2 separate regions of the Mus musculus genome follow, and region 2 is linked to region 1. The links are chromatin loops, found by intact Hi-C in ENCODE. Cell type or tissue: heart. All regions are shown on one strand. Links, peaks and the distances in the headings refer to the core of each region. The heading gives the core; the rest is flanking DNA. Region 1 has its middle 21 kb from the start of Gm34267. Region 2 overlaps E030030I06Rik (RIKEN cDNA E030030I06 gene).

Region 1 (9,621 bases), core at 1,130-9,129:
AGTTCATAGAGTTCTGTCTTCCTGGGGCCAGGCCCTACCACAGGCAAAATCCTCTTTATGAACAATTGAAGTTAAAGGAGAAGGAGATAATGACATTTCTACACAACTTAGAGATGGAGACCATGGAGGCCCGAGAGAACAACCAGGAGCTCAAGGAGATAAATTTCTATCAGTAAGTTCTTGTCAGGGAGGCCAACACTTGTGAAATGGCCATTTCTACCTTCCTTTGTTTCTGGCCTGGAGAGTCTTCAGGTCTGGTTCTATCCTTTCTGCTTTTTAGCCATCAGTGTGCCTTGGGTCTTTTGGACTCAGTTTTCCTAGGTCTCTAAGAGACTGTTACCACTGCCAGTGTTCTCCAGGCATCCTCAGGAGCCTCTAGACAGACAAGTGATTCAGATCATGAGAAGGTTATTATGCTGTACTGGGCCTCTGGGGCTCAGGCAGGTTTTACAGAGCTAAGTGAGGTGTAACACAAGGATAGAATGCCCTCCCTTTGGTTCTACTGACTATCCTGATTGCATTTGCACCGTAATTGGTGTTGCCCCAATGCATGCGTTGTCATGGGTAGATGGAGATCCCTCTTTCTTATGGAGAAACATGGACCCTTATTGGTGTTTGGGCTGCAGCAATAATTTCTTTTTCCCTGAAATGGCTGTTTGCTGTTTGTGCAGCTGTCATAGATGTATTGAGGTGGACTGTATTAGGTCTTCATGGGAGCCAGGGTACAGGTCAGGTTAATGGGACCTGTAAGTAGAAATGGGAGGAGGAGGCTGCAGGCTCTACCATGCAGAGTGTGTTTACAGTAACCTGTCCAGCCGGCTCCTGATGGAGAAGAATCTTATAAAGAAGAAGTTGGTGATGTTGCAGCAGGAGAGCAAGGAAGTACAGGCTGATTTGGCCATCATCCATCAATATTTAGTGGACTTGAACCTGAGTGGTAAAAAGGAACAAACAGGAGAAGACCAGCAACACTGGTCACTGAATTAGCCTCTTTTGAGAAACCGTTACAACTGGCAAGTGTACCTTTCAACTCTGCTTTAATCTGCAGTCGACTAAGGGTGACAGGTGAATAACATGTCACATTCTTGCATGTCCTCATGATAGGTGGAATACTATGCAGAGGTTTGAGTGAGTTCTGGGTCCTTAGACAGGAGACAGGTAGAGGTCATATGATATCCCATGTGCCTGCACCTTGGAGGCATTAGAGCCAAGTACAAATGTCAAATGAGTGCTTCTCATTATCATTGGTCTGGGTGTCATGTGCCCTTCTCCATTCTTCCTGTAATCCATTGAGGTCTCTTCCTTTGCCATGTTCTTGGTTGGAACTGATAGAAGCCTGAGTTGATCTTTGTCAGAACATGTTTTTTGTGACTGTTGTTGAACACTTTGCCTGTCTTCAGATTTAACATCAATAATTTCAGTTAAAATATTAATGTTGACAAGTACAGTTGAGGTGGGGGGAGGCAGCAGCCTCACAGCTGCCATGTCTGTCCCCTCCATGCCTGTGTCTTAGTAACTGCCTTCCTCTCCCAGGTCTCAGAAACTGCAAGAGAGCTGGGATTGGCCACAGCAGAAGAGAGCATCTTGCAGAATGAGTTGCCACACCAGGAGGCCCCTACTGAACACCATCCCCAGCATCCACAATCTTCCTTGGATGAATCTTCTTCTATATAATTCATTTTCTTAGGGTGAATAGGCCTTTACTAGGAAGCCATGGCTGATTCAGGGTGTTGTTCCCTTTTCTCTTCAGACAACTCCTCTTGCCAGAAGGTACGTCAGCTCAAAAAGCTGAATTAATTGCCCTGACCCAAGCCCTTCGGATGACTGAGGGGCAGTCCATCAACATTTACACCGATAGCAGGTATGCTTTTGCTACAGCCCACATCCACGGTGCCATCTATAGACAAAGAGGGTTGCTGACATCAGCAGGCAAGGACATAAAAAATAAAGAGGAGATTCTGAGCCTCCTTGAGGCTATTCATCTGCCTGCCAAAGTGGCCATTATACATTGTCCTGGACATCAAAAAGGACACGATGCTGTGACAAGGGGAAATAACATGGCTTATGTTAAAGCTAAACAGGCTGCACTCGGCCCTAAGATACTGCCCTTCTGGACTCAACAGATAGAACCTCTCCAGAAAGTTGCTCTGCCAGAACTGGAACTGTGCAGCCAGAGTTTTGAGTATACCCCTGAAGATATGAAACTAATGGACAATTTAGGGTTTACTGCAGAAAATTCACAGGGCCAACAAGCAGCCAGTAATGGTAAAATAATATTACCACAAAAGGAAGGGAAAAGATTTATTGAAAATATACATCTGCTGTCCCACCTGGGAGTCAAACCCTGCAAATGCTGGTCAAAGCATCTGCTTTTTATGTTTAAGACTCTCTGATGTTGCAGAAGCAGTAGTTAAGAACTGTACCGTGTGCCATGACTAATGCAGGACATTCAAGATATCCTCCAGGGAGAAGACTACGAGGAGATCACCCTGGAGCCTATTGGGAAGTAGATTTTACTGAAGTAAAGCCAGCTAAGTAGGGTAATAAATATCTTTTAGTTTTTATAGATACCTTTTCAGGATGGGTGGAGGCCTACCCAACAAAAAAAGAAACTTGCCAATGTTGTGGTTAAAAAAATCCTAGAAGAAATTTTTCCATGGTTTGGAATACCTAAGATAATAGGGTCTGACAATGGACCTGCCTTTGTTGCCCAGGTAAGTCAGGGACTGGCCATCCAACTGGGGATTGATTGAAAATTACATTATGTTTATAGACCCCAGAGTTCAGGCTAGGTAGAAAGGATAAAAATAAAAAAAAATTTTAAAATTGACTAAATTGACCTTAGAGACCCGTGGAAATAACTGGACAGCCCTCCTTCCCTTTGCCTTGTTCCACATCAGGAACACACTGGGATCATTTAAGCTCACTCCATATGAAATCCTGTACAGGGGGCCTCCCCCGCTCACTGAAGTGGGGAGAGTGTTAGATCCTTTAAAATTTAACCCTGGTCCTTTTTGTTTACATTCATGAAAGCCCTAGAAGTGGTCAGAAACACCACCTGAGAGCAGCTCAAGGAGGCCTACGAACCAAGAGATTTGATGGTACCACACCAGCTCCGGGTGGGAGATGCAGTTCTCATCTGACGACATAGAGCTGAGAATCTAAAACCTTGTTAGAAAGGCCCTTGCATCGTGCTGCTGACCACCCCCACTGCTGTCAAAGAATAAATCCCCTTGGGTAGCCACCCTCATTTCTACTCTGATAGACCCTCTAATAATTTTGCTGTTACTGCTGACATGTGGCCTGATAGTTCTTAATAAATTGGTGACCTTTACTAGAGAGAAGATTGGTGCCGTCCAGCTGTTAGTACTAAGACAACAATACCAGTCTCTGCAGAACCTTAAAGAAGAGATTGCAGTAACTAAAAGAAGTGGAGAATGAAAGATCCTGACAGAATGTAAAAGGTCACAGAAGCCCTGAAATTGGCAAAATAGATTTCATTGTTAGTAGAACTAGCTTCACTGATTTAGAAAAATAGAGGTGCACAATGCTCTGGCCACTCCTCGAACCTGTGTGTCTGCCAATGTTCTAACATTGTGTGTGCCCATTGCTGCACCTCACTGCCAGGTGTTTGTAATATTGGTTGCTGGGAAAGAGTCAGAAAATCTCCCCAGCAACCACAGCCTGGCCAATCCTGAGTTGCTACACCTGCACCGGACTCTTTCCTTGTACCCCTCCCATACCCATTTCTTGAGAATAGACATTGTTTAGATCTGGAAATCTGCTACTCCCCCCCTTCTCCTTTCCCCCTTGAGGGCCTATAAAAACTGGGACCTCTTTCCCCTCGAGGTTGACTCTTCTACCCCTGCGTGGGATATGAGTCGTCCCCAGAGTTCTGGCTTTCCCCGAATAAAGCCTCATGTGATTTGCAACAAGCTAGGTCTATCGTGAGTTCTTGGGTGTCCACTATTGTCCTGAGGCCTGAGTGAGGGGCTCCTCTCGGAGTCTTTCAGTTCAAAAAAAAGTTAGTGCAATACTCCTCAAATTATTCACAAAGTAGAAACAGAAGAAGCATAGCTAAACTCATCCTATGAGGTCATAGTCACCCTGACACAGAAACCACACGAAGACTCAACAAAGAGGAATTCAGTCCAATTTCTCTTTTTTAACCTCTCCATGCAAATTTACTTACCTTCATAATAAGGAAGAACATGTCTTCCTTTGTATTTAAAATTATGAAACTAGATACTGATATAGGACACAAGGTAATTGGGTTCATAAGAAGTGATGCATAATAGAGAGGAACATGCTCATGGATTTGGAACCAGTCACAACTATGATGTGTACTGGTTATTGAAAATTAATATCAGAGTGACATAGTTGTATGTCTTTAGGAAGGTGACTGGTGGGTGACACTGATCCTAAAATGCCTCCTGTATTTTAGTCTATACAGAAAAACATAGGAACAAAGAAAATATTGGGGTACATTCAGGAAACAGGTCTGGAAGCCATTAAATATTCCCAGAGGAAAAGTTTCAACCAGCTGCTAAAAGTTTTTTTACCAGGTGGGATGAAAGATATCCTTTCAAATACAATTGGTGTGAAATGGGTGAGCGAAAGCTTTAACTATTCACTCTCTTTCCACTTTCTCTCTACTTTGGGGTTACTCACAGAATCCCGAAACCTTTCCACCAAAATCTGGGTTTCTACCAGGGCAAAGATTGGAAAACGAGTTATGAAAACACATGCAGAGTTCAGTTAAGGGCCATGAGTGGAGGAAAACAGGGAAGTTCTAGGGGAGCAGATAAGTTATTTTTCAGGGCCTAAGGATATAAAACCCCAGGTGTTGGGAGAGAACAGAATACGTTGGTGGTATCCCAGCTGGAAAGAGATGGTGTGTGCAAATCAGGATAATAGCAAGAAGGTTAGTGACATAGAAAGATATTCTACAAAAAGGTGTTAATTGAGGGAAACTACTACTGTCCTGGAGTTCGCAGCAGCAGAGCTGTTCCTCTTTTTTATTATTAGATATTTTCTTTATTTACATTTCAAATGTTATCTCCTTTCCCGGTCTCCCCTCTGAAAAGCCCCTATCCCATTCTGCCATCCCCTGCTCACCAAATCACCCACTCCCACTTCCCTATCCTGTCATTCCCCTACACTGGGGCATCGAGCCTTCATGAGACCAAGGGCCTCTCCTCCCATTGATGTCCAACAAAGTCATCCTCTATTTCATGTGTGGCTGGAGTACACTGTTCCCTCCAAGTATACTCTTTGGTTCATGGTTTAGTTCCTGGGAAATCTGGGAGTAGTATTCATATTGTTGTTCCTCCTGTGAAGCCGCAAACCACTTCAGCTTCTTTGGTCCTGTCTCTAACTCCTCCACTGGGGACCTTGTGCTCATTCTAATGGTTGGGGGCAAGCAGCCACCTCTGTATTTGTCAGGCAGTGGTAGAACCTCTCAGGAGACTACTATAAAATAGACAAGGAGGGATACTCACAAAGGTAAAATCTTCCAAGATGAACTATCAATTCTGAATGTCTATGCTCCAAATGCAAGGGCATCCACATTCATAAAAGAAACTTTACTAAACCTCAAAGGAGAAAGATGCTGAGAAAGAAAGCAGGGAAAGAACACCCTTCACAATAGTCACAAATTATATAAAATACCTTTGTGTGACTCTAACCAAGCAAGTGAAAGATCTGTATGATAAGAACTTCAAGTCTCTGAAGAAAGAAATTGAAGATCTCAGAAGATGGAAAGATCTCCCATGCTCATGGATTGGCAGGATTAATATAGTAAAAATGGCTACATTGAGGGTGTCATGTTCTTGTGGTGTCCTTTATTGCTGTCCAATCCTTCCTCCACCTTCTCCACAGGACTCCCGAGCTCCACCTAATGTTTGGCTGTGGGACTGCATTTGTTCCTATCCGTTCCTGGATGAAGACTCTGATCTCTGACATGACTGTGCTCGGCTCTGGTTCCTGTGTATCCTGCAAACTGTAGGTCTGAGGTTTTGTGGTAGGGTCCAATCCCTCCATTTGAGATCTTGCCTGGTTACAGAGGATGGCCAGTTCAGCCTCTGTGTCCCTCATTACAAGTCCTTGCTAGTATGACCCTTATAGATTATATGGAATTTCCATTGCATTACATTTCTATCTCATTCCTGAAATGTCCACCAATTTCAGTCGTCCCTCCCAATACTCTCCTTCCACCCTCTCTACCAGATCACTCCCGTTCCCATCCCCAGCCACGCCCAGTTTGCCATCAAAATCCATTCTATTTCTTCTTCCCAGGAAGATCCATGTGCTCGCCCCAATACCCCCACCCTATTCCTTTAAGCCTTCCTTGTTACTTAGCCTCTCTAGGTCTGTGGATTATAGCATGATTATCCTTTACCGCTAATATCCACTTACAACTGAGAACATGCCATTTTTGTCTTTCTGGGTCTGGGTTACCTCACTTAGGATGATGCTTTCTTAGATCCGTCCAAGTGCCAACAACAAATTATTATCATTTTTGTTCTTATTTATTGTTATCATTATTATTATCATTATTATTTGAGACAGGATCTCATTAAGCAGTTTTGCCTGGCCTGGAACCATCTATGCAAATCAGGCTGACCTCCCACTCATAAAGATCTGCCTGCCTCTCCCTCCTAAGTACTGAGATTAAAGGCCTTGGTGACTATGTTTGACGTAGAATTTCTCTTTGGAACTTGGAGCTTGCCTTTTGTCACCTCCAGGGACCCTCCTGTCTCTGTTTCCCCAGAACTAGGATAATAGGAGACCACACCACTCTCAGCACTTTTATGTGGGTTTTGGGAGATCATACTCTGCTCCGAGGGATTGTGTATAAACAGTTTACCGTTGAGCCATCTCCTTTGCTCAACTTCTACCTCTCCTTAAAGGCAAGGAATTGAGAAAACTTCTTAAAATACAGGGACGTGTTTTTCATGAGTGAAACTCTTCCCAGTCATGTCAGGACACTGAAGAGAGAGCCTCAAAATATCCTGGCCAACCGCTTTAAAGTGTTAACTTGATTTATAGCGTTATCCACTTTAAACCTTTTCTCTTTAAAGGGTTATCTTGCTTTACTGCACTAATTCCTCCTTCTCTGTTGACAGTTTTTCTTATGCTTGTTCTTTTGAAATGCCACTTTATAAATATCTTCTCGGTTGAGCCTTTATCTATTTTCAGAAAATGCTTTTGCTTTCCCGATGGCTTTCCCTTTTCCCCCCACCTTGAGGTGTTGGAGATAAAGCTCAGGGTGTCTATCGATGAACTAGATCCTCAGCCCTGGGAGTCTTTACTGTCTACAGAGCATCAGCCTGCTTGGGTGGCAGTTGCTTGGGTAGACTAAGGGTAAACTGCCGGTGATGACTGCTCTGACAGCCATGAGCCCTATACTATGATCCAGCTTGGCTACTGCCTCTGTGAACTCAGCTCACAGGTGATCCACACCTATATAAATGTCCTCATTTCACCAGAAACTACCTTGATTTCCTAAATCGCTGCTGCAAGGTGCTGATGGGAATGTCAGCATCCAGCACACACAGGTGAAAGAAACACTTTGACACAGTGGAAGGCATGGACCAGTCACATCTGATCACAGCAGTCTCTATTGCTACATCCCTTGTCTCTGAGTGATTTCAGGGCTCATGATTTAGGTTTCAGAAAAATCCCCACAGTTCTTAGACCTGAATATGAGTCACAGCGTGAAACAAAATCATGCTGTATATACATTTTGTATTACACGGGGGGGGGGGGGGGCGGGGGGGGATCAGTTATGAGGCAAAACAGCCAGTACTTGACTTTTTTAAAAAAATAAACGTTCAAAGTGTTTTATCGCCACCTCGTGGCAGAATAGCTGTAAGGCAACTGTAACAGAAGTGCTTTTGGTGTCCTAATAAAAAGAGGACCCTCCAGAAGCAAATAGGTTCATCTTTATTCCCGAAGAGGTGAAAAAAATGCTTTATCAAAAAGAAGAGAGAATTTGGACCTCTACTGAAATTATACTTAGCCTTCTGATTAGACTTTGCGAGAGCGTTTTAGGTGATATCAGTTCCCCGACGCCAGGAGGGGTTATGATTTTCATGAGTAGTTTCAACAACCAAAGGGAAAATCCACTTTAAAGCTCTATGAGGGGGAAAAACACCCTGTCTCTTAAATAAAATTGTGTGTGATAAATACTTTCTCAGTGTTTTATCCTCGGTGCTCCAGCAACTACTGACTCGTGGAGCCTGTGAACTGTAATGGCCCAGATCTGCTTCTGGAGTTCAGAGGCTCCTTTACTGGGAAAAGACTTCATTAGAAAACATTCTGCAAATTGGAAAGATTGCCTTGTTTTTATCTTACCATTCAAAAGTAGTGGCTATTTTAAACCTGGGGTTTTAAAAGTGTGTTTTGTAGAGCTCAATAACTTTCCCTATTAATTTTTCCCCATCAAAACAGTGCTCTTCTGTGTAATCCTGGTTGTCCTGGAACTCACTCTGTAGATCAGGCTGGGCTTGAACTCAGAGATCTATTGGTCTCTGCTCCTAAGTGCTGGGATTAAAGTTGTGCCACTGTGCCTGACTCTCCCTATTAATTTTTCACTGTCTCCTTAGATTCAAAATTTAATAAAGGAGTAATTTTTTGTATGTTTAGACATTTCTTAATTGGATCTCACCCAACTAAGCATTTTAGATAGGAAACTTTAAAGATTATTTACCGTGTAATAATGGGAGCAAAGGAAAAATGCTTTCTGCATATCAGAAAACATTTGTAAAGATCAAAGGAAGCATCCCCTGACCTTCAATACATATATACATTTACATATCTATGATACATATACATACATATACATAAAGTGTGCATTTCATAATAATATGGAAATATTGAGAGCATAGCATCATTTTTTCTCTTTCCTCCATTTTTCCCCCTTTCCAATGAATGTTTCTAGGCTACAAATAATTTTTTTAGACAAAAGTTAAAGAGCTACTTTAAAGCTGGTACTTGGCTACTAGTAAGTCAGGATATCCTTGGGAGTCCTGCTAAAATATTTTAGATAATTATGGTAGCACTTACGAAATTATGGGGAGCTTCATAAACTGTTCATGTAAATGTCAGGTCTATCACAGTCGCTCAGCTCTTACTGTGAAAGACGCTGTCACAGACAATACAGAAATAAGTGACCAGGTGAACAGGAAAAGCTTTATTCACAAAACCAAGTGATGTGCTAAATATGAATCAGGAGCTACAAGCTCTGCGCTGGGACAACAGAAATCATGACGGAGCCATGTCTGGATCTGAACCAAGGTCCTCAAAGAGTTTCTCTACTGTGCCAAGCCCCAGACTATAACCTAAGAACTGCTTTCTGGGTAGATCTTTCTTACAGATCCTTGTATGGACATCTCTGCCGGGTGATCATGGTTTTGTAGTTTACCAGTTAAAAATAAGGATATTCTTTTATCACTGTTTGGGGTGAATGGGTTCAAACTGTCCTTTCTGGAGACTATGAAAACATAGATTTGCTTCTTTTTGATTAAGCACAATCCTAGAGTCTTAGTCATTACAGTATATAACATCATAACCATGTAAGAGAACTACCAGGACTCTAAAAGTAACGTATTCACCAGA
Region 2 (9,621 bases), core at 1,081-9,080, 100 kb before region 1:
TGAATTCTGGAGCCTTTGTCAGAATAAGACTGTACGGCCAGAGTGTTCCCCTTCCACAGGTGAGTTCTGTCATCACCTGAACCAAGACACAGAGATGGAGTAAAACTTGTTTTATCAGCAGTTTGTGCACCAAGTATATATTGAGGGCCTACCATGTGCTTGACAGCTTCTAGAAAAAAGACACAGGGCAGGGAAGTGAATGAGTCAGAGGGAATTCCTAAGCTTCTGAACTGTCTCTTGTTTGTTTTTGTTTTTTGTTTTGTTTTGTTTTGTTTTATTTTGTTTTGTTTTGTTTTTATCTGAGACAAGGTTACTCTGCGTAGCTCTGGTTGTCCTGAAACTCTGTCTGTAGACAAGGCTCTAACTCAGAGATCTGCCTGCCTCTGCTGCCAAGTGCCAAGATTAAAGGTGTGCACTACTACTGGCTAGCTTGCTGGCTTCCTTCTTTCCTTCCTTCTTTCCATTCTTTTTTAAAAATCACCTCTTTTAAAATGTATTTGTCTAAGCAAGGCATGGTGGTGCATGCTTGTAATACCAGAACTCGGGGGCCAGGAGAGGCAGGAGGTCAGGGTCATTCCAGCTGCTTGGCAAGTTCGAATCCAGCATGAGCTTCAGGAGACCATCTCCTCTTTATTTCAGTTATTACTTCCCTCAGTTATCCTGCCCAGCTTTACAAAGCCGCGCTTATGCTTGTGACAGTTTAATTACAGGAATTTGCTGATTGGGTAGATGAGACACGCAGAACACTTGTCAGAGTCACTCAATATATACAGTTAAATTTTCCCTTGCGGACACACAAGTTGACCTCTATAAAAAGGCCTTGACGAGTCACTAACATGTGCGAAAACTTGAGTTCCATTTATTTCAACGAGTGTTGAGGAAAGACCTCTTTTCTAAAAACTAGTTGTAGGAAAGACACCTGATTCATTGGTTGGCTACTCAGACAATTCTGCTGTCAGTGAAGGAATATCAGGATCAACAGAAAACTGGTATGTGTTCCTGTTCAGTGCACTGAGACATAGGTAAGTGTTACCTATGTCGCCCCAGACTGTAAGTTTGCTAGATTAGCAATAAAAAGGCTTCAAATTCAAGGAATAGCTCTGATGCCATGGTGATTGTCTGCCAGAAGATAAGGTTGTAATCCATAAATGTTTTGAGCACATTATTATTAGAGTATTTAGTCACAGTTTTAAGGGCAAAGAAAAATAAGATTTGTAGTGTTGCGATTATTTAAGGAAATGTTTCTCGTTTTCTCTTTTTAAAGTTCTCAGCAATGTGTAAGGAATATAAAAGAAGAGAAGTGTGACTTTAAGAACATCATATATTTATATTTTATTGTAAATTGTAAAGCCAGGATTTCAGAGGTCTTGATTCATGAGAGCCCTCATTAATAAATGTAACCTCCCCTCCCCAGCCTGAAACCTGTTTGCTCAGGTTTCAGTGTTAGAGAGCATTGGGGCGGAGCTTGCCGCCCTATCATCCTGCCACTCCCACTGCCTGCGTCCTAGCTGTTCCGGAGCCTTCGCGTGTTCACCTGCAACCTTACTCCACGATGATTTGGCGGGAATCGGGCCCCTTCCCCTGCTTCATAACTGAGTGTCGGAATTAGTAAAATCGAACCTTGATCAGAATGACTGCCTTGGTTTTATCATTCTCGCGTTCGCCTAGTCCCCTATTCTCTTCCAGATTCCAAGATGCATTTCCAGACTAGAACCCGGACATGTGAGCCGCTGGCCGGACACAACAAATAAACATGTTATTTTGTGGGTGAATAATCTATTGGGGGGTGCTTGCTTCAGTGAAAATGAGTAACGATGAGGTTTTAGCTCTGTGGTTGTATTCCTTTGTAAGTATATCATCATGGAAGTCATGAACCTCACTTGGAGTCAAGGAACATTGAGGTCTGTAAAAGGGAAACAGACACATCTGAGTAATTCTAGTGGTTTTCTTCTTGTTTAAGACTCAGGTCAACGAGTATCCACGGAGATAGATCCTTGTTTTAAAAAATAATGCTTCTCGTTTATTTCAGACCCACTGTTTAGATCTCTGACAGCCTTGAGCAGTTGGCAGTTGCCAGTATTTATGTCTACCAGGAGTGTGGGTAGGAAGTCTCATTTGCAGTACACCAATCTCCAAAGATTTCCTTTTGAAAACATTTTTTCTCCCTTCCTTAATTTTTACATTCCTGTCTTACTAGTGTTTAGTGGATAATTTTGTTGTTTCTGTGTTTTGAGGACAAAAATCTATTATCATACCAGAATGTTTGTTCTCAATTTACATATCAAATATGCCTTATTTTCTTCTCATTTAGATTTCCATTTATAACAGTTGCAGTTTTAACATACTTCACTGGAGATCCATTTATTTATAAATAGCCTATTGTACATTTGAACAAATAAACCAATAGGCAGTGTTTTCCTATTGTAAAGGAGTTTCCTATTGAAATCTGGAGTTCCAGATGCTGGTTAGCTTTAATGTGGGTGCTGGGTAATCAAACCTGGGTCCTCTGGAAGAGTAGCCAGTGCTCGGGGTGCTTGACCTAACCTACTATATTTCATTTATTCAGAGACATACTCAACAATCAACAGTAATAAAAAGCTCCAATCATAGTAGTCTGTGCACTGAATCGGTGGTGTGGGTGTCTCTCTTGTGTTGGGGGTGGGGGGGTCCAGCCCCAGGGCAGCTTCTAAGAGCAAATGCCATAAAAGTGTATACATGGGTGAGTACAGGAAATGCTGCTAGGTGGTCAGTTTGGGTCCAAGCCTATTGCAGATTACTATAGAACAAAGGAAGCAGTTCGATTGGCTTCTTTCATGATTGGTTTCCGAGGACACAACCAATAAGAATATGTAATCAATTCGGGCAGTAAAAGCAGAAACAAGGTATGAGAAAGTGTCCTTATAATAGTAGTTAACAGCACAAAATGGCAGGCTAGCCAGGTAAGAGGTTACCTAGGCCTTATCTAATCTGAAGTAGGCCTTCACATTCGATCTAGGCCTTAATAGTTTACCTGTACCTTAACAGCTAGCAGCTTTGCCCTCTGAGCCATCGCACATGCATGTATAGATGGATGAATATCTTTCTCTGTATTCATTCATTTATGAGATGCAAAGTCTCTGTACATGGTGCAAAAACATACAAGACAGACCAGGCCGGCCTCTCAAGTAAGTTCTGCCTCTGCCTCTCCCCAGTGCTGAGATCAAGACAATGTTTCTCTGCGTAGCCCTGGCTGTCCTGGAACTTACTCTGTAGACCAGGCTGGCCTGGAACGCAGAAATCTGTCTGCCTCTGCCTACAAAGTAGTAGGACTAAAGGCATGCCCCACCACTGCCCGGCAGTCTATTACTTTTAAATGCCAGATGAATCCATTCTTTTACATTTTCGGGTTGGTTTGTTAGTTGATTTTATGTTGTTTTTCTGGAAGTGTGGTGGCCTACCACCCACTCAAGACCAGGCATGAGAAATAAATAAGTAAAGATCTCTGAAACACAAATCTGGGGTTGGTACTAGCTGGCCATGGAAACACATACACACATGGAGTATTAAGCAGCTACATCCTCACCTGTGGGGGAGAGGGACATGAAACAGTTTCCACAGCCTTTTTATTGGTGGTGATGGTGATGATGGTTAGAATTCCTTGTTTATTTCTAAGAATCCCTGGGAAATATGATTTCTTTGATCTGTGTACCCTAGACTAACACACACACACACACACACATGCACACAAACATGGAGTGAGTGAGAGAGAAAAAGTAAGGAGAAGTGACATGAATTTTAGGAAAAAGAGATATTAATGGATTAATATTACTTCCATACATACAGACAGACAGACAGAAAAAAGAGAGAGAGAGAATTAGAGTAGAGCTGGGGCAGTTGTGGCACACACCTTTAACCTTGGGCAGATTTCTGCGTCCAAGGTCACCCTGGCTTACAGAGTGAGTTCTCTTTTCTCTTCTTTTCTTTCTTTCTTTCTCTCTCTCTCTCTCTCTCTTCCTTTCTTCATTCCTTCCTTCCTTTCTTTCTTTCTTTCTTTCTTTCTTTCTTACTTTCTTTCTTTCTTTCTTCCTATTATTATTTTTCTTTTTTTTTATGAGATAGGGTTTCTCTGTGTAGCCCTGGCTGACTTGGAACTCACTCTGGAACTCCAAGAAACTTTCTATGCAGACTTGGTTTCAGATACCTGTGGTTCCAGACTAAGCCAGCCTGCTCAGGGACATCACAGATAACTAGAAACATAGATTTCACCACCTCTTCATTCTATGTAACCAACCATGTAATATAGCAACACTGCACAAAAGCACTTGATAGTAAATAATTCAAAAGAATAAATTTATAGTTCTACTTTCTGATCATAAGAAAGATACTCAGTGAAAGCTGAAATGCAATCAGTCAAAAACTCTTTAATAAAATCCAAATGGCCTTCCTTATCAAACTTCTACAGACAACAGGACTAAATAGATCATGTTTCTCACTATTCAAAAACAAAAAGCAAAAATAACAGGCTAGGCAGTGCCTTTAATCCCAGCACTTGGGAAGCAGAGGCAGTCGGATTTCTGAGTTAGAGGCCTGCCTCACTCTACAGAGTCTCAACAAACAAAACAAAACAAAAAATAAAACAAACAAACAAACAAAAAGAAAGAACGAAAAGGAAAGGCAGAGTCAGGCTTTTACAGGTTTGAGGACAGCCTGCTCTACAAACTGTGTCCGACCCAAGACTGAAAGTCTCTGAGAGGAGTGGTCAGTGGGCAGGTCGCCTACAGCTCACAAAGGAAAAGGCAGAAGTGGTGTCAGGAGCTCCATCTGCTGGGGGACTCTGGGCTTGTCAGCTCTGGGTCCCAGCCTCCGGTCCTTGGTCCTCTGACTGCCGCCGGCAATCCCAGAGCTGGGAGCAGGGACCTTCGGAAGCAGAAGATAGGGCAGAGGGGAAGGAGCTGTGGGTTGAAGATGAGGCTCTGTTTCGGGCTTGGGGCTGCATGCTCACCCGGGGAGCGAAAGCAGCTGGAGGAGGAGTTGGCGTGGCAGGGCGAGCCCTGCCCGCCTTGTCACAGCCGGGCCAGAAAGCATGCTGGTCCAGGCAGGGTTTTAACCGCCGCCTCTGCTGCTGCTGTGCTGACCCACCCGTGCGCGTGGGAGCAGAGGGGGAAGGGCTCTGAGACGCATGGGGAATCTATGGTTTGATTTATGGCAGTGAATTCTAGAAGAGGTAGGGCTGTTGATCCAGGTGGGACCCAGGTCTGCTCTGAAAAACAGTGGCTTTAACTTCAAAGATAAGAGTCAAACCAAAAGTCCCCTCTAGTGACCATTTTACATTAAAAGTCGGTCACTCGGAGGAGCAAAAAGTCTGCCAAGGTCCCTTCTTAATTTCTACTGAAAGATTATGGGCCCTTGATCTAACTTCAGTCCAGTGGTCTAAAGTCAAACTTAGTGGGGGTCGTTACAGTCCATCCAATATCACGGAAAACACGAAACAAACACAAAACAGACACACACACACACACTGACAAATACCTGAAAACAGACACAAAAAACAAACACACACTGACAAACGGACAAAAAACAACTCAGAAATGCAAAAAAGTCAGGGAAGTGCTTAAGTCTTCCAATCTAGGAAGACTATTAACTCTTTACTTTCTGCCCCAGACAGACTCCTGGAGTCCTTCCTCTCGCTCAGGGCATCCCCCCAGAGCGAGCAGCAGCCCTTCTGCTGTTCACACTCAGTGCCTCATCCCAAGGTAGAGGTCTTCATTTCTCACGAAACGTAGAGGCTGCAAATTTCAGCACTGAACCTCGCCGGCTCACAGAAATATTTTAGACAAAAAATTTCACCTCCAAGTGGGTCTTCGGAGACGTGGGTGGTCACGCCAATCCCGGATGAACCCCCAAATGAAAGACTCTGAGAGGAGCCCCTTGCTCAGGCCTCAGGACAATAGCAGACACCCAAGAACTCAGGAGAGACCAAGCTTGATGTAAACCACAGGAGGCTTTATTTGGGGAAAGCCGGAGCTCTGGGGACAACTCATATCCCACACAGAGGTAGAGGAGTCGACCTCTAGGGGAAAGAGGTCCCAGTTTTTATAGGCCCTGGGGAGAAGTGGGGAGTAGGGGATTTCCAGATCTAAACAATGTCTATTCTCAAGAAATGGGTATGGGAGGGGTACAAAGAAAGAGTCTGGTGCAGGTGTATGTAGCAACTCAGGATTGGCTGGGCTGTGGTTGCTGGGGAGATTTTCTGACTCTTTCTCAGCAACCAATATCACAAACACCAGGCAGTGAGGTGCAGCAGTGGGCACACAACTGGGTTTAAGGAACGGTTAGAACATTGGCAGACACACGAATTCAAGGAGTGGCCAGAGCATTGTGCACCTCTATTTTTCTAAATCAGTGAAGCTAGTTCTGCTAACAGAGAAATCTATTTTGCCAATTTCAGGGCTTCTGTGACCTTTTACATTCTGTCAGGATCTTTCATTCCCCACTTCTTCTAGTTACTAGTTCTAATCTTAGAACTAAGCTGCAATCTCTTCTTCAAGGTTCTGCAGAGACTGGTATTGTTGTCTTAGTACTAACAGCTGGATGGCACCAATTTTTTCTCTAATAAAGGTCACCAATTTATTAAGATTTAGTAGGCCACACATCAGCAGTAAGAGCAAAATTATTAGAGGGCCCATCAGAGTAGAAATGAGGGTGGTCAACCAAGGGGGGTTTTATTTTTCAGGAGCTTGCTTTATGTGAGAGGCATGAATCTAAACAGAGATGCCTTTTACTTTGACAGCAGTGGGGGTGGTCAGCAGCACGATGTAAGGGCCTTTCTAACAAGGTTTTAGATTCTCAGCTCGATATCATCGGACAAGAACTGCATCTCTCACCTGGAACTGGTGTGGTACCATTAAATCTCCTGGTTCGTAGGCCTCTTTGAGCTGCTCTTAGGAGGTGTTGATTATGAATCTGTATATGAATTTATATGAGATTATGCATATTTGATTATGTAAAAGTTTTTCCTTTTGAGAGTGTTATTCTCTTTTCCTGGTTCAATAGAAATTTATTGCTCCAAACTTCCCCTTAGCCTGGACAATAGGGAAAAGGCCCTAACCCTAACCCTAACCCTAACCTACCTGCTGTTTTAGGGTGAGGTGCTAAGTGCCTGAGACTACAATCTCTGGCCTCAGATGAACACAGAGGGCAGGTCAGCTACAATAGCATAGTAATTTAGACTTAGATAAGTTAATCAGATACAGTAGCATAGTAACTTAGAGAAGTAAAGTTTTTATTATTATAAAGCAACCATAAATATGTCGTAAGACAAAGTCTTACCCTCCACGGAACTCTTCCCCCTCTGCCAAGCTCTTCCCCCTCTGCTGCCTCAAGAATAACTGACAAGAAAGAAGAACCTCGCTGGAGCTGGTCCCCTGGAAGTAAGATTGTAATTCTAGGTGCTGATATCTGGTTTTGTGTGGTAGAAAATATTTGATCTCAACCCAGGATTTCTACACATCCTCTGACCATTTAGTTCCTGGATAAAAGATGCATACAACCTTTATATTTATGATAAGCCTTAGTTAGCACAAGAGTTAGGCAGATAGCTATCCTCTATATTGTATACATATTTCTCAGCCAATAATTCCATTATATAATTTTCCATGGATTTGTCTGGGCTGCTCTTAACTCTAATTAGACCACTACTTTAATTACTTTAATAGTCATTAATACATGACCATTACTTAAGGTTCTTAATTCATGGTGGTTTCTCCTCTATTTATCTTCTTCTATCTACCTCTGTTATGATCTCCTGCCATCCCCAGGCAGGGAACACCAGAAAATGCCTATCTCAACACTGCCAAGTTTTTGACTTATAGGCACTTTTATTTACAATTCAGAAATAATTTGCAGGGCGTGGTGGCACACACCTTTAATCCCAGCACTTGGGAGGCAGAGGCAGGCAGATTTCTGAGTTTAAGGCCAGCCTGGTCTACAAAGTGAGTTCCAGGACAGCCAGGGCTATATAGAGAAACCCTGTCTCAAAAAAAACAAAAAAAAACAAAAAAACAAAAAAAAAAACAACCAACAACCCACAAACAAACAAAACCAACAGAAATAACTTGGGGGCAATGTCACATAATGTCACTTGGGTTTACATGCAGGCTCTCTCATCTCTGGAACAACCAGGTCTTGGGGGCCTACACTTAACATTACACTATTGTATTGTAATGTTATAAGCAAGCAAAAGATTATTGCCCCATTCCCTTAGGGTTGGGGTGAATGGCTCTGGATATTTTAGGAATTATAGATATGTTTAACTTTAAGGGATAGTTTGCAAGTGTTGTAGCTTTGGACAGGGAGGAAACTAGAGAGCTTAGACTCAGAGATTTCTATCTTTTCTTTCTTCTTCTCTATCCTTCTTTCTTAAGTAAAGTAAAAGGGATTTGAAGAGAAAAGGAGGAATATAGTAATATCATAGAAGTTAGAAGAATAGACAAATAGGAATAGGTTGTCAAATTTACTCTTAAACAAAACATTGTATAGCCATAATCGTACATTGATAGAAAGCTTTATAATTGATGTAAAATTAAAGTTATAATTTCTTACATTGGTACAGAATTTGATATAGGATTAAGGTTTTCATTGGTATAAATCTGTATATAGATACAAAATTAGAAATTAATAATGTTACTCTTAGTTAGGTGTTGTGCCTATGCAACTAATTTAAGAGTACAAGGCTTTGACCCAGTCCTTCTAATAGCTGTTATTACAACCTGTTTAGGATGATTAGTAACACAAGTTAAGGACCAGATAGCAAAGTCATGGTTATGTTAGATTATGATTCAATTATAATGAAGTATTTTCAATTTATTCAAATAGAATGGCTAAGAGTGGTTAAGGTTTAACAGTTCAGATATACTTTATATCGATAGGTAGTGTGACATTGAATACTATTTCATTATTAAGGATCATTTGACCATGAGATACGTCTGCTCCTGACAGCTCCCCCTTTATGGTTCAAAGAAGATACTGAGCATCTTTACAGAAGAGGTTGCTTATCATGGCAAGGTAGCCATGGGAAACAAATTGCCTTTATCATCTGCAGACAAACTACTGCCCAAAACAGACAAACAGATGTGAGATAGTCAACTGGTAAGCTCTGCCAAGATAGGGTAAGCTAGTCCTGGTTCCTGCTTGATTTCAAGATCTGACAGATGGTACTGGGTCAAAAGGCTGAAGACAGATGCTACAATGTTATGAGAAATTAGGGGCTGTCCAGGTAGTTAAATGTCTCTACAAACTGCTAAAGTTTTAGAAGCTATGTTTTGTGCTTCTTATATACTCAGGTGGTTTTTAATTCATTCTTGGATTTTGCTGGAGACCATACCATGAGAAAGTAGGCCTTTCACAGTTTCCCATCCTAATAAGCCAAATGGCCTTGTGTTAAGGAGCAGGTCGCCTCCTCTTCCTTATCTCTTCCTGACTCCCAAGACTTCTAAGGACATGAGTTACGTGTTGAGCCAAGCCTGACACCTAAGGCTGTTAAGGAGGATTCTACATTCCAGAGATAGACTCAGAGTGCCTCTCACCTGCAGTCTGAATTCGGCCTTCATGCCCCCATATGCCCACTTCTTTGTTCTTAGTTAA

Evidence for each region. A loop is a pair of places that touch in the nucleus more often than their neighbours do. Peaks named below come from ENCODE experiments on the same cell type or tissue, not always from the same donor. Only the 100,000 strongest peaks of a DNase experiment are listed, where the experiment ranks them.
Region 2: it touches region 1 in a loop (2.2-fold over the local background); 15 of 42 quality-filtered maps call a loop at or near these places.

What each region holds. Positions count from the first base shown.
Region 1 is chr10:22,032,744-22,042,364 of GRCm38, reverse strand. No RefSeq gene overlaps it. Among named protein-coding and RNA genes, the nearest start is that of Gm34267, 21 kb to the left of the region's middle. In heart, for the core only: CTCF peaks have their summits at 5,903 and 7,897 (motif pointing left); no DNase peak of the experiment used is centred there.
Region 2 is chr10:22,136,308-22,145,928 of GRCm38, reverse strand. E030030I06Rik (RIKEN cDNA E030030I06 gene) reads left to right here. Exons shown (of 2, transcript NM_001254745.1): 2 at 1,415-1,625. The coding sequence ends at 1,508. Among named protein-coding and RNA genes, the nearest start is that of E030030I06Rik, 8.2 kb to the left of the region's middle. In heart, for the core only: a CTCF peak has its summit at 4,795 (motif pointing left); a DNase peak (open chromatin) is centred at 4,808; H3K4me3 peaks cover 736 bases; H3K27ac peaks cover 430 bases.